Regions from separate parts of the Homo sapiens genome. Here all the other regions are linked to region 2. A link is a loop called in an ENCODE intact Hi-C map of the cell type or tissue named here. Cell type or tissue: endothelial cell of umbilical vein. All regions are shown on one strand. Region 1 overlaps NRXN3 (neurexin 3). Region 2 overlaps NRXN3 (neurexin 3). Region 3 overlaps NRXN3 (neurexin 3). Region 4 overlaps NRXN3 (neurexin 3). Region 5 overlaps NRXN3 (neurexin 3).

Region 1 (5,000 bases), 310 kb after region 2:
GAATGAACATTCCTATTACTAGTGCAAAATACAAAAATAACTCTTAGGCAAAGGGAAACAATTTCCATAACTCCAAGTCAGCCTGATAAGCTGACAGGAAGCTTTTATAAATGTGTGCTTTACGATGATGAGCTAACCCAGATGGAAGCTGTTTAAGAACAGAAGCGATACATGAAGTTGAACACAGAAGTGGAATGAACAGATTTGATGTGGTAAATTAACAACTGATACAAGGAAACACAATATATTGCGCAAACACAGGACCATAAGGCTCAACCAAAAGGCTCAAAAAGAAAAAAAGGAAATAATTACATAGATCCTTGGTCAGGCAACTTCTTTGCCTTTCAAGTTAGGTAACAGTCACGTTTTCAGCCAACCCAAGACTACTAGGGAAGGCTGAATGTGTTCACTTCTGCCATCTGCTGGTTAAAACTAGATTGTTTACACTGCAAAGAATTGTTGGATTCAGGAAGACCTGTAAAATTCATTTAGTATCTCAAGAGACAGTGGATCATCTACAGGAACAGGCTGAGCATGGTTTGTTGTGCTGCATGGGTAGACATGCAGTATTATTAGATGTTTGACATAAAATAATATTTGTAAACAATAAGCCTACCATTTATCGAGTACCTACTACATACCAGGCATTTTATGTGTATTTCTGATCTCCTTACATTCAAGGTAAGTTTTATTGCCCTGTTTTATAGGTAAGAAAGATATAGCTTACAGAAGTTACATCACCTTCCAAATGTCACATAGCTAACAAGAGCTACTACCTGGAGCTGAATCCAGGTATTTCTAATATCAAAGCCCATAATGTTCCAATATACCACACTAAAGAACTGCCTAGCAATGCCTGATAATTAGTAAGTACTTAGTAAATGTTAGTTCCCTTCCATCATCATGGCATTTGGACATCGTTTTCCTATTGCCTGCTAGATTTGCATTAAATAATGCAGTCACTATCAGCCAAAATAAGAAACATTTTATTAATTAGTGACATCTACATAAAATCTCTGGTTTTCCCCTCATCATGTATTAAAGTATAAATAAAAGTCTCCAGTGCTGTTTCAGCCATTCTGGAAGCCAAGGTACACATTGAAAGAAGCCTGATGTCAATGCCAGGGAAGTTTTTTATTTTATTTTATTTTTATTGGCAAGTATGTGATACTCAGAAAACATCTGCCAACATACATTCCTGGAGCCTGTGGCACATGTCTTGACATACTAAACCAGTGACAAGAGAACACTGATGGTGATGCAATGTCACGTGGCAAATGAGAATGAGACAGGACTGGTCAACTGAGGAAGGAGGCAGTGGCAGAGGCAGCAAAGAGGCTTGGTGCTTGCAACAAGGCTGTAGCTTAACAAGAAAAAAATAGGTTGTACCTTCACAGCCACGCTCGATCTGTCCGCTCCGATGAAGAGCATCATTGATGAGGTCTGGCAGGCGTCCATTCAAGTCCACTGATGCTAGACAGCCCTGAAAGCCATCTCGAGAGGCCACGAGCTTTGGGAGGTTGCTGTACATGCCTTGGGCCAGACCAGCCATATAGAGATCACCTGGAAAGGAAAGTAATTAGCAAAAGAGAATGAGTAAAGGATGTGGTGACCATGTCAACTAGTTTGATACACTTGAGATAATTCATCAGATAAGGAATAAGATAGCTGGGGGGGGGGGGGGGGGACAGCATAAATGAGATAAGCACCTGAGTTTCTACCCTGCAAAAAAAGGAAACCAATATTTATTATGTGTCATTCATTTTATATATACCATCTCAAAAATTTATTCATCATAGATGGAGTAAAGATTAACAATATTGTCAACAAAGCAAGCATTTATTGAGTGCTTTTTATGTGCTTGTTACCAATAATATGCTGAGGGATATACAGACATGCCATCAAAACTTCTCACGACCTATACAGAAACTAACAATTATTATCCTCATTTTGCAAAGAAAAGTAAATGTAAGCTGAACAAGGCTAAGACAGTTTACTGATGACACCAGACATTAAATGATTCAGCTGAAATTCCAAAGCCTATATTCCTTCCTCTGTATTACGGCCCTTCCCACACTTTGACACTCATCCTGTCATCTCTCAGCCCCCACAGCATGACATTCCCGAGGTTATCAGAGAAAATGAACCATTTCTTGATGAGTAGTCTAAGTAAAAACGGAAAAAATTGCATTACAGGATAATTCAACATTGTTAAAACAGGATATGGATGATGTATCAAAAATGCATGGCACTCTGAACCTGTGGTTTGCCTCTGGAAATAGTCTATCTATTGTAAGAAAAGCTCTATTAAAAACTAAATTTCTTTACAAGGTTTACCTTTCAAATCCAGATTTTTGGCACCATTGATAACCTGAGTGACCACTTTGGTGTCCACTTTCAGGCTATGAGTGTTACTATTGTCCCGAGTGATGACGACATTGTGCCACTGGTTGTCATTCAGGGGGCGGTCACTGTTGCCTTTGATCACATTGGGACCGTTTCCGAGGTCAAAAACGTAGTGTATATACCTAGGAAGAAAAAAAAAAAAAAACAATAATTGGAAAATCCCCGAAGTGGTTTAATGGCTATATGTGTGTAACTGACATAGTGGGCTTCAAATCCCCCATGCTAAACTGGCATAATGCAGGAATAATTTAAATCTTGATATGAGGTTACAAGAATAGTCAGATTTTATTCTATCATGCTTCACTATAATTCCATACTCATCGAGTCCACTTCATTAACACTACCTACTAATACTCTCCAGAGTCAAAGTAGCACAGGTTGTACACTACAAAACATAAGGGGGTGACTTTTAAATTCATCATCAACCATTAATCTGTTTTGGTTTTTGTTTTGGTTTTTTGTTTTGACTATTTTCTAATACATGGTAGTAAAATGTCTTGAGGAAAGGGCAGCTTCTAAAAACTTGCATATATGGGCTAATGGTAGGATTTAAAATATTTATGTTTCATCTTTTGGTATAAATTGGGTGGTTGTAGTTAGTAATACTCAAGAATTAGATGCAATACAAATCATAGCCCTCTTTTGCAAAAATAAGCTTTTCTTCAATAGTTTTAAAGGGCTACATTTCATAGGAAAAAGTCTGTTAGTGTTGAGTTAGTGGAAGACCTTTAAATTAAATCATGAGCCTCTCTCCTTTCCAGACCTAATAATTTTATGGATCCATTTAATCAAGGAAGATGCGAGAATGTGTCAGGAATGGAGGGTAGGGAGTAGAATAGACAAGTTATTTTTATGTCCATATTTTACGTAGAGCTTCAGTAGATTAAAGGTGTCCAACATAAGTCGTGATCCCTTCTACTTACCCCTTGACAAGCTCGACTGCAATGAAGTCATTGCCATCACCACTATTGAAGAGAATGAAGCCATCTGGTGAGGTGGTCTTGAACTGGAAGAAGAGGTGCATGGAGGTGTAAGCCTGAAGAGTGGCAAGGCTCAGGTAGCTGCTCTTGGTCTTAAAGGTGACAGGGTCAGCGATGATGTTCCTCAGTCCAAAACGAGCCTTCAGCTCACAATAATCAATGTCACCATTTTTGCACAAGTCAATGTAGAGAAGGCCATTAAACATGAGGCTCTGCAGATGGCCAATAAAGCTGGAGGGGACAACGGAGATGTAGCGTTTCTCAGTCATGATTCCCGTTTCAATGTTGTGGAACTCCAAACGGGTATGGTCTCCCACCATTGTACCTGTGAAAATTGTAAATGAGGTACAAACAGAAAAGTTACCATCATTTATCACAGCACCCTCAAGTATATTTTTTGGGTGTAACCTGTTTCCACACAGAATATTCAGCTTTCTTGGGTGAGTTCAAGAAAACCAAATATTCAATATGGTAGATACCTTACTTGGCCTCAATCAGGCATTGCCCAAATTACATGCTGTCACGCAGCTGCTCAGCACGGCTCATCATATAAGGGGAAATATGAGGTCATGAGTAACCCAGGCTAAAGGATAAAACTATTGATATTCTCCATTCAGGAGAATCACTGGACACTAATACACACTATAAGAAGAAAGGCCTTTGTTGCTCTGACCCTTGTAAAGACACAACACACAAGTCTTGGGCATCACTACCAAGTATTTTTTCTCGTAATAACTCTCCACTTAGTACTCGTGGGAAGGATTCTATTATAGACTTATCAGTTGAGTTTACCTGCCCAGCAACTGTTACTTTATCTTATAATAACACGTAATTTTTCTTTAGGAAGCTACCCACCCCTCTTGACCTTTCAACCACCTGGACTGGATAAAGTTGACCCTAATCAAGCTACTCAGCCTAGACCACTCAATGTACTTTACCCCCCTAACTGTCACAGACTTTGGACTACAGACTTAAAAAGCGGTCATTACACTTTAGGGTGTATCAGAATCACCTGGGGGGCTTAGGCCCTCAGAGTTTAGAATTCAAAAGTCTGGGGTGAGGCCTGAGAATCTGCATTTCTAACAAGTTTCACAGTGATGCTCTTGTGGCTGATTTAGGGACCACCCTTAGAACTGGCAACAACCCAAGCCATCCCGGCCACACTCAGTTCCAGAGCTCTTGCTGGTACACTTAGGAAAGAGGATTCTTTGCAAGCAAGGACTGCTGGAGGGGTAAGAAGAAAGCTTTGAGTCCCTAGAGGCTATAAGAAAATCAGAGGGATCAGAGGACTAGCAACCCAGAAGACAATTACCAAATGAAGAGAATCATCTGTGCTGTCCTTTGAGACTCTGGATCAAGCCAGGCACCTCCCGGCTTTTTCAAACTGTGTGGCAATAGACTCCCTTTCATGCTTAAAGCGTTTGAGTTGGGTTTCTGACATTCACAACGGAAATATCTTCAGCTGTTACAAATGAACTATTTAGAACTTGTATTACCTATTTTACCTAGAAGTGGTGAGTGACTAGGGCAGAGGGGATAAGGAGGGCTTGAAAAAAAAATACAAAGAGACTGGAAATTTTAATAACAAAATAAAGAAAAACATCATTAATGTGG
Region 2 (5,000 bases):
TCATTTACACTTGGGTAAATTATAAATGAACTTAGCCTTATCTTACATATTGCTTCCTTTCTGATAGCAATAGTAGATGTGTAGTTTTAGAGATAGCTGCTTTTTCCACTAGATATGTGGACAAACATAAAGCTGCCAAATTCAACACAAATGGCCACAGGTTGTTAATTATATTTTCTGCCTTCTTATGTTCGGCTACTTTTCCCTGACCATTACCACACAGGCTACTTTATAACAGTTCAATCAACTTCAGGCTGAAAACCTGATTCCTGTTGTCAGCTATTCCCACCCCACCCCCACTAGCTCCCAAGCAAGACCACAGCAAAGAAGGGTGAAAGCAAGGTGAATGAATATTTCTCCAAGTACAGCACTGGGACTCACCTGATAAGTTGCCTGTCTCCGTGGGGGTGGAGAGAGTAGAAGGTTGCAAAAGAGAGAGTGTGGTGTCTGTGCAGCTATGAATGAGGGAGCTAAGGGGAAAAGAACCCTTTAGAGAAAAGTGGAGATGGTTGTCGGAGGCTAGGGGCAGAAAACACTAACCTTTATGAGAAAGTAGAAATTTGCTTCCCTCATGGACATACGATGCTTTTCATCATTTTAAATTCATTTTTTTTAAATTCCCTTCCCACCTTTGACACTACCTGCAAGGCTAGTGGGTTAGCGAATTGCTATGCCCCATTAAAAGGATAAAGAGCAGAGAGACCTACCGTGTCCTCCTCGAAGGGAAACAGGGGAACGATAGATAGAAATAGGCACTGAGTGATGCTTGCTGCCATGGAAATGGTGCTCGTGCTGAGAGTGAGACCCCGGCGAGGAAGAGGTGGAGGAGGAGGAAGCTACATTAGAAGAACTCCATACAGAGCTGACGATACATCCCCAGAACAGGAACCAGATCCCAAGCGTCCAGGCCGGCCGGCGAGGAGGGCTCCGTCTCGCGTGGATTCTCAGGTGCATGGTCAACGCACGGGACCACTACAGATGGGCAGTTTGAATTCCAGCCAGTGAGGAGTAATGAAGTTCATGATGCCCAAGGGCCCATCATAGCAGGAGGAAGAGTTGCCAGAATTCGGGGAAGAGGGAAGCAATATGCGCTTTCCAAACAATGAATCAGTTAAAAAATTACTACTTAAAGAAAGAAAAAAAAAAGATAAAAGGCAAAAAGCCCCTTCTCTTTCCCGGAGCTGAAATTTAGAATGCCAGGGTCCTCCCAGGTATAGCAAACCTCCTACGGAGCCCCGGCATGCCACGCATGTCAGGGGAAGACCGGCGCGGCTTCCTCCGGATCTCTAGGCACTTCGAGTCTGATGACTTAACCGCACACTCCCGGGAGCCACACAGAGGAAAGGTGGCAATGAAGGAAGAGAAGGAGGCAGCCCGAACCCAAGTGGGTTCAGGTGAGTTTATCCCAACATCCAAGGAGTTTGAACATTTTTATTTTCCTGTTTCCACTTCCATGAGATGCAATGCAGAACTGCCAGGCAAAAGGGGGCTGCAGGTGGAAGAGTTCTTCGGGTGTTCCTGGGAGTCTCCGCGGAAGGGCGCGAGGCTTTTAACCCTGGGCGTGCTGGACTAGCGCCACGGAGCAGCCGCCGGCTTCCTGGGTTTCCCAACTGGATGAAAACCAGCAGCAGCAGCAGCCACCGCAGCCAGAGGAAGAGAATAAGAAGGACTGGAGGGAAAGAGGAGAGGAGGAGGAACCCGGTGCGGAGCAGCCACCCAAACCAACGTGGCACGGGGTGGAGGGAGGTGGGTGGGCGAAATCAGCGAGAGCGCAAGAGGAGGTGCCTGGCAGGCTGCAGAGGTGGCCGAGAGGCGGGCGGGCGCCTGCGAAGTGCGCGGACCAGGGAGGCACAGGTGAAGTGAAGCGAGGAGTTGGGGAGCCAAATTCACAAATGGGCAAGTCATATGCAAATAGCGCACTCCCGAGAGCAAATCAGTGCAGCCCCAGCGCTCTGCCGAGGGACTGGCTGGCTCCGGAGGAAGGAGGGGCCAGAGCGACCCGGAATCCCGGCCCTTCCCATTCAAGCACAGGCTCGTATACACCCGCGCGAGCCTCCAGCACACGCCGCCCGCCCTCCTCTCGCTCGCGCGGCTCCCGCCCCGCCGTGTGTGCGCGCGTGTGTGACACCGACAGACCGACACTGCGCCTTCTTTATCACCCGTGCCCTGCTCTTCTCCCAGGCGCGTGAAACCAAACTCCAGCCATGAAGGCACCTTCTCACAATTTCGGAGGAAAAGTAAGGGCGGCGGCTAAGGCCGAAGTAGCTCCAAATAGAAATAAAAATAAACCCCTTGAGGCAGCGCGAGCGCTGGAGCTGCTGCACGCGGTGGTGCCGCACGCGCGCTCCTCCCTGCCTGGCGGTGGCTTGGGCGACCACTCTCCAGGCGCGTGTGTCTCCCGGGGTTAAAATGCCCAGGGCCCCTCCCGCAGGGCGAATGATGGGAATCTGAGTCCGGACTCCCAAAAGTGAAGGTGGAGCGGTGGCCTGGGGACTCCAAAGGGTGAAGGGCTCCGTGATTGGCAGTCCTTCCAGAAGGTGGCTGCCACCCCCGGTGGTGGATAGGACACTGTTGGGATTCAAAATCCAGAGGTTATCGTCCGCGCCTGTAGTCCTGATCAAAAAACTTCAGAAGGGGAGAGGGCCAAGTCGGCTGGCTCAAAGAGAAGTGACTGGCGCCTGTCCGGAACTGGCTGCAGAAGGGCTGCCCCAGGTGGGTGAAGTCCCCTGGGCGCTGGGCATCAAAGACAGCACGGTGTTTACCTCACGACTGAACACGCAGGGGAGAGCCAGAATGGCAGCACCTGTCCTCTGTCGTGGCCATCTGTGACTCCAGGAGGGGACTGACCCAAGGCTCTGCCAGGACACGGTAACACTGTGGACTAGGCGGCATCCACCCCTCCAGTATGTCTCATGCGCAGGAAGGACAAACCCAACAGGCTGCCCTCTCAGGCCAGGTTGTTGTCCACACAGGTCTTGCTAGCTTTGACTCCCTCCTACCATTCACCTTGGGTAAAAAGCCCATTACATTTGCAGGGAGGAAGGGGAGGTGAGTGAACAATACTTGCTGGTTAAAACATATATATGTTGTATTTAGGAGGCTTTTTTAAAAGGAGCTTATAGCACCTATTATATACTCCACTCTCATTTCAAACCCCCTGAGGATAAAGAACAGGGATTAAGACAGCCCTATTCATCCTTGAGACACCCCAAGGAGGTGTTGAGGAAACAGCATTATGTCTCTCTAACAAAAAGACCAAACCTACAGGTGATTTGCCTTCAAGGTCATACATCAAGTCCATTTCAGAATTTATGGCAGTGAACTGGTATTCTGGTTCTGAAATTGGTGTCCTCCAAAAGCTTCAAGCTGCCCGTAGTAAATGATGCACACAGTCACCCTAACTGCCCTGGCTCTCATTTGTAAGGGTGGTCCAGGATCCACAGCCCCCCAGGAAATGGCCCTCTGACAAGGTCTTGCATACTTTTGGGTGTGCCCCCACGCAGTGTCTTAAACCAGCAGCATGCTCTCAGGGACACCACAGCAAGGGGAAGGGGTGGTTTATGGACATTCCATTGAAACCTCAGTTTCCTCCTCTGTAAAATGAGGAATATGCCTCCCTCTCGAGGTTGTTGGGGGTTTAAAATGAGAAAATATACAGTATCTGGTAGAGCACCTGACAAACAGTGGCAATATTCTTTGTCCACTAGAAAAATAAGCTGAAGCTCTAAAAAGGTGAAGAACAGGTTAAGTACATGGTTAGGGTCTTATGCTATTATTGCTAGAAAAGCCAGAAAAAATTCTTAATATCCTAAATATCCATGATAATTTCCACTCAATTCAACCACTCCTTGATTTAGTCCCCAGGTGGATTTCCACTGCACTTTTGGCCTTAAGGCGGCCTAGATGACTCTGCTTAACTCTAATGCTTCAGCTCCATCTCCTGCCAGATGCCCCATTCCTCCCTACTCTCTAGTTCCCCAGGTCTTTCTGCTTTGATCGTGGGAAGTTTTTTCTCATCCCAAGGCCTTTATAGCATTGTTGGCCCCTTCTGTCTGGAAGGCTTTTCCCCAAGATTTTCATGTGATGGGTGCATTTCAAATGTCACCTCCTCAGAGACCCTCTCTGGTCCTCATTTAAAGTTGACCACCACCCCTGGAAGGCATCCCCTCCCATTACCTTGTTTTATTTCCTTGACAGCACTCTCCAGTGTCTGAAATTATTTTATCTGTATACTTGTTCATAGTTTATCTCCTTAAAATGGTTATAAGCTCTCTGAGGGCTGAGTCTTCATTTTCTCCTGTTTTCTGTGTGTGTGAAAAAATAGGTAGCACATCATACGGGCTCAGTAAATACTGGCTGAATGAACGAACTCAGTGAATCAATTGCCAATCTCATACTCACATTTTCCTTATGCCATTAATTTTGCTGATGCGTTTGTCTGGCTTTAGCAGTGTGAATCCTCAAAGACAAGCTTTTCCAGAGTTGATAAACTGACCACCTACCCACTTACTGTTTTTCTTTTTTTTTTTTTTTTTTAATTGGCATTGAGCATTGGAGACTGCTTTGACTTCATTCTGAGGATGTGTGGGAAGCTTAGATGGACCTTCCAATTAATTCTCTGCTAGGCAATAAAGAGAAAATAAATCCTTAATGCAGTACAAAATCTGGAAATGCTGCTGGTGCATCACAGCTGGAACTATTCATTTCACTTGTCATACTTATAATTTATTTATTTACTTTTTGCAAAATGTCAAAAGAAGTCACCGTGAATTTTGGTAAGGCTGATTCCATTTGGGAACACAGTTAAATACTGAGAAGACTCTTCAGAGGACAAATGTAAGACAGGTCTATTTTACTTCTTCCACTACAAAGAGACAACCCCCAATTATCCTAATAAAATGAATGTCCCTCTCCAATTTACCCCACTGTTAATTTTTTCATGTGTTTCTTATCCCTCCTGCCCCTCCCTCTAGTTAACACATTCCTATTTCGACTTCTTT
Region 3 (5,000 bases), 91 kb before region 2:
TTATTTAAGCTAATATTAAAATCATTCACATATCCAATTCACACATTCACACATGCACCTTGACTAACAAAAGCATCAAAGCCAGCATAGAACTTAAAATACCACATTGCATGATCAAGAAAATGGACAATCAAGAGAGGGGTATCTCTGATCTTTTTCTAAAGAGCCAGTGGTAGACAACAGTCTAAAGCACAGTCAGGCATTATCTCCATGTGGTTTTAATTTGCCTTTAGTTTTCCTATGAGGAATTATTATATAATATAATAAATTAAGAAGATGCATGCACCTCCTTGGGGAAAAGCTCTTGCAAGATAGAATCTAACCTTGGAAATTATTTTTATTGTATCAGGGAGGAAAGAAAGAATGATGACAAAATGTATTATACAGAGGGATAAGCTACCACAGGGAAAGTTACAAGAACAGAGACCCTGTGTGCCGAAATTTATCTTTCTAATCAATCTTCGAATGCTTTAGAAGACTTCCTGAATCTTATTTTCAAAATATAAACTCCAAGTTTAATATGGTGTGTTTTAGTCTTAAGGAATCAATTTTCTTCACCTTTACAATTATGATGAGTTGATTCTCTCTCACACACTCTCTATGTGTGTCTTAAGTATGTGTATGTAGACATGTAGGTTTGATTAAATGTACATGTGTGGATATAAATGCTTTGTATACACTGTTAAAATGGCCATCTATATCAGCATATAAATTGTTCAACAAATGAAGTAAAGTGAGAAAAGATATTTGGCAGACTGATTTTAAATGTTCTGCCATTTTGGTTGACATTTACTTATTTATTTTTCTATATTATTTTAAAGAGTTTCCTTTGTGGAACATCCCACTTAAAGTTCCATGAATTTAGAGTCTTGTCTATCTCTAGAGGAATTAACATATACCTACAATAAAAACAGCATCGTTGGGTATTTTGTGTTTTAATTATCCTCAAATAAAATGGGCAGTACCATTACTATGAAGGTGCATAAGAATTTTCCCCACAAACGTATACGTTCACTGCCATCCAATGATCCATACTGATCATTGATAGATCTTATCAACAAAGAATTCACCGTGCCTGTGAAGTGAGGGCCCTGTTTTACTAATTTGATCTATTAAATATCAAACCTGATAAAACCATGTGAATGGGTTTCCTTCCAGACTATACACAGCTAAAATCTGGGAAGGATTTAAATACCATTTTTTAAACAGTTTTTTAAAAAAAGACATTTATTTGGATTAAACATATCAGATATAAAACTGGTTTGATGGTCACTTAAATAAGTGGTAATCAAGAATGTTAGTAGGACCAGTCTGGGATTCAAAAAAAAAATATTATATGCAAGTATCTATTCCTAGATACCCACCTAAAAGAAATAGCCTACTGTCTGCCAGAAGGCAGAAGGTTGAATCATATGTTCTGTCACCCTAACTCTCTGTGAGCTTTTATTCTATATTTTAAAAGGTATGGTGTATTTTAGTAATTTATTCCTTACAAACACATGACTAAAGGGTAGAAAAAAAATGTGGACAATGAAAGCTTCAGGAGATGATGGATTATGTAGCCACCAGCTGAGTGTTTCCAGGGCTGACAGCAAAATCCACCTGATCTGCCATATTCTTTTTCTACTGCTTGATACCTGGAACAGTTAGAACAACATTTATTGAGCATTGCCATTTTTCTCACACAATATGAGAGAAATGGCACTAAGTCTCATTAGCTGATACAATTTCTGCTTCGCTGTATGACTCTGAGGATGATATTTAGGTTTTCATAGTCTTGGGTTTTGGTTCTATAAAATAGAGTAACATTTTTGCAAAATTGTTACAAGGTTTAAGATAATGCTTGTAAAGCATCTGGCATAAGGCTTAGCACATATTAGACTCTTAAAACAAGTTAACTGCTCTTATCAGTATTTATACCTAATTGTGAATGAATTTAAGTCACCTTGTGGGAAATGTTTTTATTGAAAAGAAGAAGAAAGTTTATTAGAAAAAGATTTGTGTTTCTAATGAAAGTTAGAGGTAGTCCCAAGCTCAGTCAGTTGAGGCGGTAAAAGCATGTATTTTGGAGTCAAACATCCCACTACACCTTCTGGACGAGTTATTTAACATAAACTTGGCCAGGCACGGTGGCTCATGCCTGTAATCCCAGCACTTTGGGAGGCTGAGGCAGGCAGATCACCTGAGGTCAGGAGTTCGAGACCAGCCTGACCGACATGGAGAAACCCTGTCTCTACTAAAAAAACAAAATTAGCCAGGCATGGTAGCGCATGCCTGTAATCCCAGCTACTCGGGAGGCTGAGGCAGGAGAATCGTTTGAACCCCGGAGGCAGAGGTTGCAGTGAGCCAAGATGGCGCCATTTCACTCCAGCCTGGGCAATAAGAGCAAAACTCCATCTCAAAAAAAAAAAACAAAAAAAAACCCAAAAAAACAGAAACAAAAAAAACCCGATAAACTTTAGCTGGTTGTTCTATAAAACAGAGATTATAATAGTTATCTCATTCTTTGGAGAATTAAATGCAATAATGTGTAGAAAGTGCTTACACAGTGTCTGGCTCATAGCAACTCAATAAATTGGGGCTGTTCTTCCTTACTAAATGGTGGGGATAGAAGTGAAGCCAAGTTCAAGGGAGAACAGCAAAGGCCGACTTTCCTTACTTCATGTTTGTCTTTTCTGTCTGATTAATACCAAGTTAGGTAAATTAACCAAACAATATGTGAAGGTCAATGCGCCCAAGAAACCTTCTGGATGTGTACCAACACAGAAACTCCATATACGGAAAGTGTACTGAAATCTCAACAGAATGGGGGCAGCATAGTGACCCATGAGCTGACTGTGAGTCAGCAATGCAGTATCACTATTTCTTAACTGACAGTTCCTGGCGTACATTATCAGCCCTGCTCTATGTCTTCAAGATTAGTCATGTTCCTGCTGAAGTGCTTTTGTCTGGCTCAAGCGTCTACATTTTTCAAAAGGCTGGAGAAATTACACTAGCGCAGAGACTATCAAGTAAACTGATTAAAGTGAGAAGGATCAGAAATAATTGAAAAAGAGAAAATTGAGGGGTAACATCTGTCCATGATTTTACCATGAGACAGGGAAACCAAACATAAAAAAGAATAAATGGGCCCACACCGCTACAGGATGTAAGTGGGATATTAGGAAAAACTTGTACAATCAAAATTTCTCAGTGTCTCTGTCTCATTCCATGCACCAGGTCATCAAACCTTTGCCTTTCTGTGAATATGTTTCAATCGACTTTTCTAAGTACCTAATTCCATGGATCACTCACCATAAAAGATTTGTTATACACCATGGACATTTTATGGACTTGGCCAAGTTCTTTATAACATTGAAGTCACTACCAATCGCCTTTCCTATAAAACTACACAATGAATATCTGTCATCCTCCTTGACATAGAAGCCAAAATAGAATGGACGGAAGAATTCATCAAATACTCTACTTCTAAAGCCTCCACTTTCTTTCACTATAAGCCCACCTGTTCCTGACTGGCCCGTCCTTGCCTCCAGGCTTGTTCCATTGTACCCACCTTTGATTATACCCTCTACCTAGTTTTGGAACTTCCTACATCATCACACTGCTCGTCATCACTATAACTTTTATTGAAATACCATTTTCAGAACAACTCTTCTTTCCTCTGTTTGCACGTAGTTTTTGCTTATTTACCACACGATTGATTTTCCAACTCCATTGTTGTATTATCCAGTGGTGAAAGGTATTTTTCATACCTGATAGTTTGAATGTGACTGAATAGAATAAGTTTCCTGCCAGAGAATTTGGCTGATTTCAGTGGCCTTTTGATGTAATTATTTTGCTTTCATTCTTGGAAATGGAATCCACAAAAAAATTAATCTAAGCAAATTCACTAATGGGGATTAAATGGAACAAATGGTTGAAATATTCACAGAGTACCAATTTTGTTTTAAATAAACTTTTCTGTTTCCAGACCAAACTCTGATGGTGACTGATGTCTAGGTGGGAAGTTATAAGATTTTCTGCTGCTTTTATTTTCCTGGTACATCTTCTGGCAGACAGAGATGCAAATGTATAGGGAATGGTCAACAACACAGCTCAAAAGGTGGCAGAGGTAGAGTACACAAATTAACTCATTACCCTTTGATGAGTAAGGAATTCAAAGATGCTATGCAGAGTATTGACTGAGAATGAGCCAAGAAACACTGAACTCAGAACAGCATGCTTTGTACAATTATGGCACTTAAACAATGAGATAAAAGTCTTTTAAAGTAAAAATTAGGAAGACAAGTTTTCTTTATTCTGTGCTTATTAAAATATAATTCATATGCATTTCTAGCCTCAACACTTAGCATCAGCCATGGCAAAAAGTAGGTATTTAATAAGTGGTTGTAGAATCAATGTTAGTTCATTTCAGAAGCTAAGGAGGAAGGGATCCATAAAATAGTCTGCCCCAATCCTCTTAATTGTTTTTACAACCAACTTTTCATATATTCTCATTCCATAGCCACATGAAATTTGGCCAACTTTAGTATGCAGTCACTTCAATTCCTAAACTGGGGAATTTTAAAAATAGGGTATGTCCCCTTGTTCTGGCCCAAACAGAAATCCTGCTCCTAATATGTCCTTTTATTGACAAAGTCAGTATCATGTAAAGCCCCATAGAGGTAATAATGCTCCAAGTGATGAAATGATCACTTGTAATCATTGCAATCAATGTAAAGATGAAAACGTTCAGGAACCCTGATCTTTTTATTTATTTATTTATCTTTGGTTATAGTATATCCAATAGACGTTTCAGAAGCTCCAAGAGTCAACTCAAAGACTTACTCCAGAACACAGATTTGCAAACATCACAAGAAGCAGAAACATGGGATTATCTTCTTGGATTCCCTTCCCACAGCACAGTTTAAACCATCAAATGTAACATCATTACAAGCTTTCTTAAATCCCAAGCCTGCCACTTACTAGCTCAATGATCTTGGTGTGGTTATAAAGTTTAA
Region 4 (5,000 bases), 270 kb before region 2:
ACCTCTCTATTATTTAGGCTTGACTGCAGTGAATGGGCATTCCACTGAATGACCTTATCCCTCTATCTGTCTGAGTCTGCTCTCCCCGCAGCAGGGGCAAATGAGCTCCAGTTTTTTAAGAGTACATAATAAACACACAACCTGTCAGGCTTCAGCTGGGGTTATAGATGGAAAATGACTTGATGAACAGTCCATGCTTGAGTGATAAATGTGTATATCAGGAAGTAAATCTAGTGGAAAAGAAAATCTATCCACCACTTGCGCTAGCAGTTGGGAGACTCATATTGACAGTAAGGATTCATTTTCTTAATTCTGAGTAACTCTGAGTCTTTTTCTAAAAACTCATCTTCTTTTCTCTACTACCCGCCAAAAGGGTGGTATTACCTATTTATTAAAAACAGCCATACCACTTTACACTTACAAGTCACTTGTTCATCTTTGAAACTCAAACATCTTACATTTGCTTAATGCAGATACCCTAAGGAAATGTAACTTAGCATTAATGACAACACCAAAACACAGAGGCTGGTTTCTTTAACTGGGTTTACTCAGCAATCTGAAATGAAACTTTTAGGATTTTAGGAAGTAGTAACATCATTTATTTTATTTCTACTATGTATCTGGCACCTTATTTTATGTAAACATAACAATTGTATAAGGAAAGTATTTTCTCCACTTCAGAATAAAGGAATCTATGGCCCAAAATTGCATAACTTGCAAAAAGTTATTACATCTATATATTAGTCCATTTTCATGGTGCTGATAAAGACATATCCAAGACTGGGCAATTTACAAAAGAAAGAGGTTTAATTGGACTTACAGTTCCATGTGGCTGGGGAGGCCTCACAATCATGGCAGAAGGCAAGGAGGAGCAAGTCACACCTTACGTGAAATGGCAGCAGGCAAAGAGAGCTTGTGCAGAGAAGCTCCCCCTTATAATAACCATCAGACCTCATGAGACTTACTCACTATCAGGAGAACACCCTGGGAAATACCTACCCCCATGATTCAATTACCTCCCACCGGGTCCCTCCCACAACACATGGGAATTCAAGATGAGATTTGGGTGGGGACACAGCCAAACCATATCAATCTAGTAAGTGCCAGAGTAGGAACGTCAACTCAGGTTTGTGACTACAAAGCTTATGTCTTCACCAGTGAATATTACACAGTCTCTGTAGGACACAGAAAGGTAGTTTAGTAGTGTGGAGGAAGAGGCTATATATTACATTTTTCACCAGGCTCCATTTCCTGGTGAAAAAACAACAACAACAAAAAAAAAAACAAGCCCTCCGAATACAATCTCTTATGGTAGGCAGAATAATGTACCTCCCCCATGAAAGATACAATATATTCTAATTCTTGAAGCATGTGAATATGGTACCTTCTATAGCACAGGGGAATAAATTTGCTAATCAGTTGATCTTAAAATAGGGAGCTTGCCTATCATCCAGGTGCACCCAATGTAATCACAGGATACTTAAAGGTGGAAGGGGAGGCAGAAGAGTGAGAACAAGAGAGACAGCCCCTCGAGGAAGGCAGCCTAACATTGTTCATTTTTAAAAACAACATCTGCATTTATAAGAAAAGGGCCCATGAGCCAAAGAAAGCAGGTGGCCTTTAGAAGCTGGAAAAAGCAAGGAAGTAGATTGTTCCCGAGAGGCCCCAAGAAGGGATTTGCTCTAATTCTGACACCTTGATTTTATCCAGAGATACCTGTATTGGACTTCTAACCTTCAGAACTCTCATAAATTTGTGTTGCTTTAAGCCATGAAAATGTGTGGTAATTTATCATAGCAGCAATAGAAAGCTAATACAGAAATCAATGGGGCTTGAAAACAAGTGGAGAACAAACACATAAGTGAGAAAGAAAAAATGACCAAAAAATCCAGTCAAATAAGCAACAGCTCCTCCAGCTACATGCTATCTTGGTTATCTCTACTATAGCTCACTGGTAAGACTTACTTGTAGAAGAGACTATGAACATCTCTAGACCTCAATTGTGGGTTATCTGAGCTTTCCCCTCTTCCAAGGATAACAGTGATTCTTAGTATTTGGCATGCATTAAATCACTTGGAGGGCTTGTTTAAAACACAGATTGCTAGGACTCAGTCCCAGAATTTCTGATTCAATAGTTGTGGAATGAGAATCAACAATATGCGTTTGTAACAAGTTGCCAGGTGATGCTGGTGGCCAGAGACTACACTTTGAGAACCACTCATCTAAGCAATGATTCTTGGGAGAGTGATCTAGGCTCTTCGCTCCTTAGTACTATTGATTTCAATTCATAGAACTATTGAAACCCACTGCTATATTTAGAACCAGTGTCTTAGGAGAGCTATTTTTCCAAAAATGTCATAGATTCCAGAATTCCAGAATCTGAAAATGCACACAACCTCTTATTGGTTTTACCTATTGATGTCCAATCTCATCCAACAGAAATGGCATCCATCCAGCAAGTCACATGGCCATCATGCTGCTTTTCTATTCTCTCTACTACTGCACATTATTAAGAAGAGATGCTTTAAAGAAGGAAACAGAATCATCATACTTCTCAGGGCCCACTGCACTCTTGTTTAGATGTTATCGTGGCATTTTTCCTCTAATGCTCCAGTGCATGGAAACATAATACTGTTAATGAACTTATAAACTTTTCAAAGGTAGGGAGCCTGTGCTCGCCTACTTTGTGTACCTAGTATTGTGCTATCCTGTAGCGCTTGTTCAATGACTCAGACCCCCTGAGGCACCATTACTACTTAGTTACTGACAGAATCGAAAGCTCAGCTGTGTCCCTTAATTTGTTGCCCCAGCCAGCCCCATGGGGGCGCTGTGACATTTAAGAAGTATTTTTATTTTTATTTTTATTTTTTGCCTAAATTTTGTATTTATTTTCACTGTTGGGGATGAGACTCACAATGTTTCAACATTTGCATTCACAAAGCCATTCCATAGATGTTATGAAACAAAGAAACTGGACGTTAACACCATTAGCTCAAGGTTGCAAAAATGGCAGCTCACACATTGTTTGGTTTGGACTGCTAAGGGCATTAATTAGATGCCAGAATCAGGGGATTTAACATACACACCAGACTGTTGGCTTCTCTTGAAAAGCTGACAACTCTAAACTCACATCTCTACACAATTATAATCCAGTGGCAGCTGAGTGGCCACTGTGCACTTTGATTGGGGCCTGCACTGTACAATTTGCCACCTGGCCTGCTTCACTCAGGCATATTACCTGTCTGGTCCCTGTAGAAATTTGAGGTTGCAGCTTCTGTTTTCAATGTGTTTATTCACCTCTGCATCAGCTCCAAATTTTTCAAGGTCTCAGCTGGCCTGTGCCAACCTTGTCATGCCAAATACAGCCGACTCTCCAGTTCATGCTGTGGCCACAACCAACCCAAGCCCAATCACCCTGATACCCAAGGAGCACACATGGTCCACTGGCATTTCCACAAGGGAAACCACAGGCCCTAGAACCTGCTAACACATCCATCTCTCTGTCAGGGGACTCTAAGCATAAACAACTGACCTGGAACTTGCAAGACACTGGGAAGCCTCACTGACCATCTCCACCCTTGGCTGTGTTTCCAATCTCAATGGTAGAAGACACTGTGTGCAATTGGTCTTCTGATCAATTTAACAGGATGCTGGAATATGTCATGAAAGGTGCTAACCCTCTCCTCTGTTGCAACAGATAAGTAACATCACAGAAGAAGAAAGAGGAATGATTTCTTCCTGACCTGAGTTGGCAATCAGGTGATGCCTTGGAAGATGACAACTGGCATGTGTTTGTGATAGATATCCCAGTGCTTGCCTGTATGACTGACATCGCCAGAGTCACTGTCCTGAGCAATTTGCCTTCATAAGAGCCTACAGAAGCCAGTATCGCAGGCTAATTATAAGTTAGAGGAGAAAAATATGTCCTTTCAACTGAATACCTGTGCCTTTAATTTTACAGAGCCCTTTTCTCCTTGGGACTATAGGGAGGGAAGAGACCTCTCTTGTCACTTGTCATTCCAAGGACTACTAGTTATATCAAACTTTACTTTTTTTTTTTCTTGCCACACCAAAAAAGTCACTCACTTTTTTTCAGAGAAGCCTGCTGCATAGTTTAGTTGGCTATCCCTGCTCTCCTGTGGCCCTTTCCTAGCTCTGACTTCTTTTAAAAGAAGATTGTTTGTTCTGAAGGGATCTTTGCCAAAAGAGCGTTTAGGGTTCTATCACTTGTTTGTTTTTCATTAAAGAGAATTACATTTGACTCACCTCTAATATTTAAATAGATAAGGCACCCCAGGAAAGGGAGGGAGAAAGCTTAAAAAGAGGACTGTGGGGTCTTTCTTCACAAGGATGCTTGTGGGGTTAGGCCCTACAGTGAGACGGGAGAAAATGCTATTACAACTATCAGATGAAACAGCTTACCAGACAAGGAACTTTGCAGTTAGCTCCTCTTGTCTTTAAAATAGATACGGCCCAACATGTGGGTCAGAAGTAATTTAAGTCTAGAGAAGGATGTTCACGTAGGCTAAGAAAGAATGTTCTTTTAAGAACACATTGAGACTCTTATTATGGGTCTTACAGGACAGTCTGAACCTTTTGGTTGATGTATTTTATTACAACTGCTGGAATTTTAGGCATGCTCATTCTTATCACTTGGTATTGAAAAAGAAAAACAAAACAAAAGAGCAGCCTGTGACATCTGGAACGTAACCTGGCACTCATGGCTAGATCTTGTTATTCTTCTATTGCACATGAGCAATGTCACAGAATACCAATCTCAGAAGAAGTCACTCTGAGACCATGATAAACTGAGTCAAAACAAAGCTACATCTTAATTTAATCAATGCACAGAAAAACAAAGTCACTGCTTCACCCACAAAATAGCAAACAGTCCCCTCTCTTGGCTAGTGATTGCTACTTCTTTATCATTTACAACTTTATCCTCACTCTTGTTCCATACAGAGAAGATTTAATCAAGATACACATTTTTAGAATTGCCT
Region 5 (5,000 bases), 320 kb after region 2:
CTTTAGAGGTTAGGACATTTAGCTTGCAGAGGTTAAGCAGTTTGATCAAGATTCATGCAGGTGGTAAATGGTAGACCCCTACATTGAACTCAGGTGTGCTAATTCCAAAGCCCATATCTTTACTAGTACAATGAACTGTCTTTGGAAAAAAGGTTTTACTTATTCCTCACATCATTGCCCAAGAAAAGCAGTAGGTAGAATTTAACTGGTGAAATTTCCATGTAGAAGCTGTTCTAAGGAGTTTGTACTTCTTCCCTATGGCCCAGTATCAGAATGTCACTCCATCTAATTCATGGGTAATATATCCAGCACCCTCCCTAAAGCAGCATTGTTGCCTTGCCTCCTTGTCACACATTCACTTCCATATTGCACTGATGGCCAACAAGCAGTCTACAAACCAGCTCTTAGAGTGACGAAGGACATATAGTTATGGAAAATTCTGGCCAGGTTCAAGCTGTAGCTTCCTATTCCTATGAAGCAATAGCATATAGTGGATGAGCATGGAGAGTCCAGGGCTGTACTGCCTGACTTTGCATTCTGCTTCCAAGACTTCTTCACTGGGTTACCTTGGGGGAGTTACTGAATTTTTCTATGCCTCAGATCCCCATCTGTAAAACGGATATGAAGTTAGCAGGGTTAAACGTATCAACACACGTAAAGTTTTTAATAGAGTGCCTATGGCTTAAACCGTGCGCTATTACTAATTATGCTGCATTCATTTCTCTCCCTTCCTCCGAAATGATTGAATCATGTTGTGGTCATTTCACTTACTGTTTTTCTCTTTTTTTGTGTGAGAATGTGGGCTCTTTTTAAGTAGAGGCCACCTCTTGTGTCTTCTATATGTCCCCCAGTGGCTACCAGAGGGGTCTGAGCACAGCCAGCATTCCTAACTTCTGGGGGGAGGGGCTTGTATTTGAGACATTTGCTTTGGGGTCAAGGTTTGGGTCCTCACCATTTCCACACATGAGGTTCCTGGTCAAAACTAAGAGCTCAGCAAAAAAGAATAATAATGGGAAACGCTGAGAGGAAGCAAATTGACCTTTCATGGCCCTTAGACGTGGGGAGAGAAGTTAAGAAAACGAAGGCTTACAGAGTACCAGTCAAGAATCTTCATATTTTGCCCATAATTCCCTAGCTCTACTGGTCCCAAATCCTTTTCTCCATAATGTCAGCATTTTTTAAAAGTGTGTAAGTATGTGGTATAAAATACTTCAGTAAAAAAAGTTTCTGGAACCAAAAAAAAAAAAAAAAAATTAGCAAATACTGCATACTTATCAATGATTTGCAATGTACATTAGCTTATTAAAGTCTCCTAATAAGCCTGGCAATAAAGAACTCCATTTCATTTTGTTTGACCGCACACTCCTCAATCCTATTTTGTCAAGTTTTTAAAAATTACTATGAGAAATACATTTTAAATGGAAAATTTTGCAAAATGACTTTTTACAGCTTGGTGCTATACATGCTATGTAGGTAAGGACAGGAAAAGTCAACAAGAACCAGTGTAGTCAAATTTTTCTACTAGCAAGGGCAAGTTTTTGTACTAGCAAGAAGTTCTAGGCAGAGGAGGCAGTTCATGCAGCATTAGGCCCCAATTCTGAGGAGTATAACTCAAGTTATGCTTGGTATAGTAATGTATTCTTAATAATAGAAACATAGATCAATCAATTATTATTAACTGTCACCCGAACTTAATGCTTTTCCAAGAACACAATCACATTACAATAAATGATAAACACAAGGTTGAGGAATATTTCTATCCTTGCTTTTGATTTCTTGTGAGCCAGACCTATTCTTTACATCATTTCTATAAACTAGCTGAAATTGGACACACTAGGGGGGCCTTAAAGAACATTAAAGGGATTACTAAATAAGCCAATGAGATACTACTTAATAACTTGAGGACTGTGGGTATTTTAGTTTCATTGCCTGATTTTATGACTTCTGTGAACTAAAATTAAAATTTCCCAACCCCTTATCACTATAAAAAGCAACCCAAGATTGTAACTCATAAGCAAAACAGCACTTTTCCCCTCTCAAATTTCTTTATCCTTCTGGCTGCTTTCTTCCATCAGCAGTGAAGTTCGGGGGGTTGGGGGGACACGTCTGAAAATGAAAGCGTTTCATTAATTTCAAAAAATCAAATTACTGGATAATGGCATTTCGTGACTTGGCCCTGCTTTTTAATTATTAGTGGTAAAAGAAAGTGCAATTTACAAATAGCTTTATTCCAAAGTTTTCATAAAAGAATAATGACTGAGAGAGACACATTATAGTACCCTCAGCTCTGTAGTTCTTTATGACTATACTTTTGGAGCATTTATTTTCCAGGGAAAATGAAACGAACTCACTGTCAGGAGAGATCAGGGTGAGGTCGCCATCTAGTGGCTGCTTTTCAGAAGCGGCTGTGAATCCCATCACCCTTCAGAGACAAGCCCAGAGGAGTGAGCAACAGATGTGTGACTTATCCTTTGCAGGATCCAGATGCACCAACAGTTCATACAGTTCTTGAATAATTAATTCAGGTTGGCTGCGGGCGCTAAATAGTGTAACCATTTGTACATCTCTTTTAAAATGTTCATTTCAGAATGCAAATTTATGCTCCAGGCACGTAGACCAGGAACTTCACCTCCCGCTTCTGAGTTATGTCTATGTGTAATCGAAGTGTTTTGGGTAATTGTTGTGGTGGTTCTGTTTGTCTTTGTTTTTGTGAGGGAGAGGTCAAGTGTTGTGGCCTACCTCCTGTAAGTTTCTTAGGAGACTTTAATAAGCTAATGCATTCCCTACCTCACTCCAACCCATTCCATTATATTTTTCCCATATTGTAAGATAAATTATTTTCTTATGATGGATTTTGAAGTACAGCAAGCAGAATGATTTTGTGGAATCACACTGACATGGATTTGGAGCTTAATTATACAACGCTCTCAAAGTTTTATGCTTCCTTTAAATGGCATTAAGAACACTTACCTTTAAAGGCTATAGTGAATGATAGAAGATTAAAGGAGCTGATATGCTTAACACAGCTAACAGTTTCTAATGCCTACTGGGCACTGGATATGTGCCTAGACGCTCTTCCTTAATCCACAGGCTATCCTTCTCTACACACACACACCTGTACATGCACGTACATATCTTACTATATTTCCTGATTCCAGAAGTATAGAAACTCAGGCTCATGAATATAAAATTAAATTATAAGACCCCAAATTACAGAATATTCATGCTGGAAAGGCCATAGAAATAATAGAATATCAATTTTAAAAATGAGGAAATTAGGAAAAAGAGGTTTAGTATATCTATCTCAAAGGCATAAAATATTTTAGTGGCAATGATTATATTAGACCCCCAGGGCTACTGACTGTCTTATTCACAGAAGAAACCATGGAGATGGCTTAGGCCACTGACTGCATTTGACAAGGCCCAGGAATGTTAACTTTCCTAACGTCCTGCAAGTTAACGTCAGGGCCCAGATCTGATGGCAACAGTGTTTCATGTAATACCCCATGCTGCCCCAAATCTTCTTTCCCATATGGATAAGAATTCTGCTTCATAGATGTGTCCTGCTCTAGAATATCAGAGAGGGAAGACTTATAAGATATAGCATGTAAGGCCTGGCGCGATGGCTCACGCCTGTAATCCCAGCACTTTGGGAGGCCGAGGCGGGTGGATCAGGAGGTCAGGAGATGGAGACCATCCTGGCTAACACGGTGAAACGCCATCTCTACTAAAAATACAAAAAATTAGCCAGGCGTGGTGGCAGGCACCTGTAGTCCCAGCTACTCGGGAGGCTGAGGCAGGAGAATGGCGTGAACCCGGGAGGCAGAGCTTGCAGTGAGCCAAGATCGCGCCACTGCACTCCAGCCTGGGCGACAGAGCAAGACTGTCTTAAAAAAAAAAAAAAGAAAGAAAGAAAAAAAAGATATAGCATGTAAAATGGCACTTGATGATACCCTCTTTCTTGTACCTCAGCCTTCATAAATTACATCCACCATCAAATTCAGTCTGAAGATCTACGTTTATAAACCACTCCTGATTTCTCCAGCCCAAATGGGTAATTCTCTCTTCTGATTGACAAATTGTAATCTCACCCATCAAAATTAGAATCTCATTATATATTTTGGTCCTGTTTTCAAATACCAGAGTCCTATCTGATCTGCTTAATTGGTTCATTATTTGAGGAAACAGGTAATCTCATCTGTTTCCATTTTATCTTCTGCAATTCTAGCATACTGCTGACATAGAACAGACTCTTAGGAAATACTTATTGATTGTGTGGAGCTCTGAATGTTTCTTTCCACATTCTAAATGTAAATCCCACCAGGCCAAAGATTTGCTTGTTTGTTCACCACTGTATTATCAGTGCCTTGTAAAATGGTGTGTAGTGCAGAATAGATAATTAATAATGATTAAATAAGTAATTAATTAAACCAAACCTTATTCAGCACCTTCTAAGTATCATGCACTGTTTTAGTACTTACTTTTACCTGTAATGTTCTGAATTTCTGGTTTGCCCATCTCTTCTACTAGAGAGTGATTCACTCACTGATGGAAGGAACTGGCATATGGGAGGATGATTGACATGTGATTTTTGAATGATTGAATAATAAAAGGATCTGTAGAACCCTACATCTGTTCTCCAGACACATACTCTACGCCTAAGGAGAGAGACCCATAAATATGTAGTTATAGTTAGTAGGTAATTTCCATAACGCACATTGATGAAAAGGTATTGTAAAATACAGAGGAAGACCTTCTTAGCCTTGCCTGAGTTTGTCAACAGAAAACATGATTTGTGACTTCTACTATGCAAAATAAAAGGTTTTGCAAAACACTGTTTGCTCACTCAGTGACTGAGAGGACTGAGAGAAAAGACAGACGAATTTCACCATAGTCATACTCACCCTCAGCCACATCATCATCCACGGTTAACTTAAGGCTTTTTCCTCTCCGCACCACCCGAACGGTGTGCCACTCGTTGTCATTGAGCTTCTGCCCTG

Evidence for each region. A loop is a pair of places that touch in the nucleus more often than their neighbours do. Peaks named below come from ENCODE experiments on the same cell type or tissue, not always from the same donor. Only the 100,000 strongest peaks of a DNase experiment are listed, where the experiment ranks them.
Region 1: a loop joins it to region 2, with 4 times the contacts of the local background. A loop is called at or near these places in 5 of 110 quality-filtered maps.
Region 3: it touches region 2 in a loop (5-fold over the local background); 6 of 110 quality-filtered maps call a loop at or near these places.
Region 4: it touches region 2 in a loop (4-fold over the local background); 4 of 110 quality-filtered maps call a loop at or near these places.
Region 5: a loop joins it to region 2, with 5 times the contacts of the local background. A loop is called at or near these places in 5 of 110 quality-filtered maps.

What each region holds. Positions count from the first base shown.
Region 1 is chr14:78,964,736-78,969,735 of GRCh38, reverse strand. NRXN3 (neurexin 3) reads right to left here. Exons shown (of 21, transcript NM_001330195.2): 12 at 3,330-3,711; 13 at 2,338-2,528; 14 at 1,390-1,563. Among named protein-coding and RNA genes, the nearest start is that of NRXN3-AS1, 110 kb to the left of the region's middle. In endothelial cell of umbilical vein, a CTCF peak has its summit at 406 (motif pointing left); DNase peaks (open chromatin) are centred at 315 and 2,145; H3K27ac peaks cover 2,612 bases.
Region 2 is chr14:79,276,246-79,281,245 of GRCh38, reverse strand. All of the region lies in intron 15 of NRXN3 (neurexin 3), which reads right to left. Among named protein-coding and RNA genes, the nearest start is that of NRXN3-AS1, 200 kb to the right of the region's middle. In endothelial cell of umbilical vein, no CTCF peak of the experiment used is centred here; a DNase peak (open chromatin) is centred at 1,965; H3K4me3 peaks cover 1,071 bases; H3K27me3 peaks cover 2,210 bases.
Region 3 is chr14:79,367,736-79,372,735 of GRCh38, reverse strand. The region is part of intron 15 of NRXN3 (neurexin 3); the gene reads right to left. Among named protein-coding and RNA genes, the nearest start is that of NRXN3-AS3, 260 kb to the left of the region's middle. RefSeq lists an enhancer at 1,184-1,353. In endothelial cell of umbilical vein, no CTCF peak of the experiment used is centred here; a DNase peak (open chromatin) is centred at 2,835; H3K27ac peaks cover 1,321 bases.
Region 4 is chr14:79,541,952-79,546,951 of GRCh38, reverse strand. The region is part of intron 16 of NRXN3 (neurexin 3); the gene reads right to left. Among named protein-coding and RNA genes, the nearest start is that of NRXN3-AS3, 88 kb to the left of the region's middle. In endothelial cell of umbilical vein, a CTCF peak has its summit at 2,790 (motif pointing right); no DNase peak of the experiment used is centred here.
Region 5 is chr14:78,957,266-78,962,265 of GRCh38, reverse strand. It overlaps NRXN3 (neurexin 3), which reads right to left. Exons shown (of 21, transcript NM_001330195.2): 11 at 4,905-5,000. Among named protein-coding and RNA genes, the nearest start is that of NRXN3-AS1, 120 kb to the left of the region's middle. In endothelial cell of umbilical vein, a CTCF peak has its summit at 2,398 (motif pointing left); a DNase peak (open chromatin) is centred at 2,365.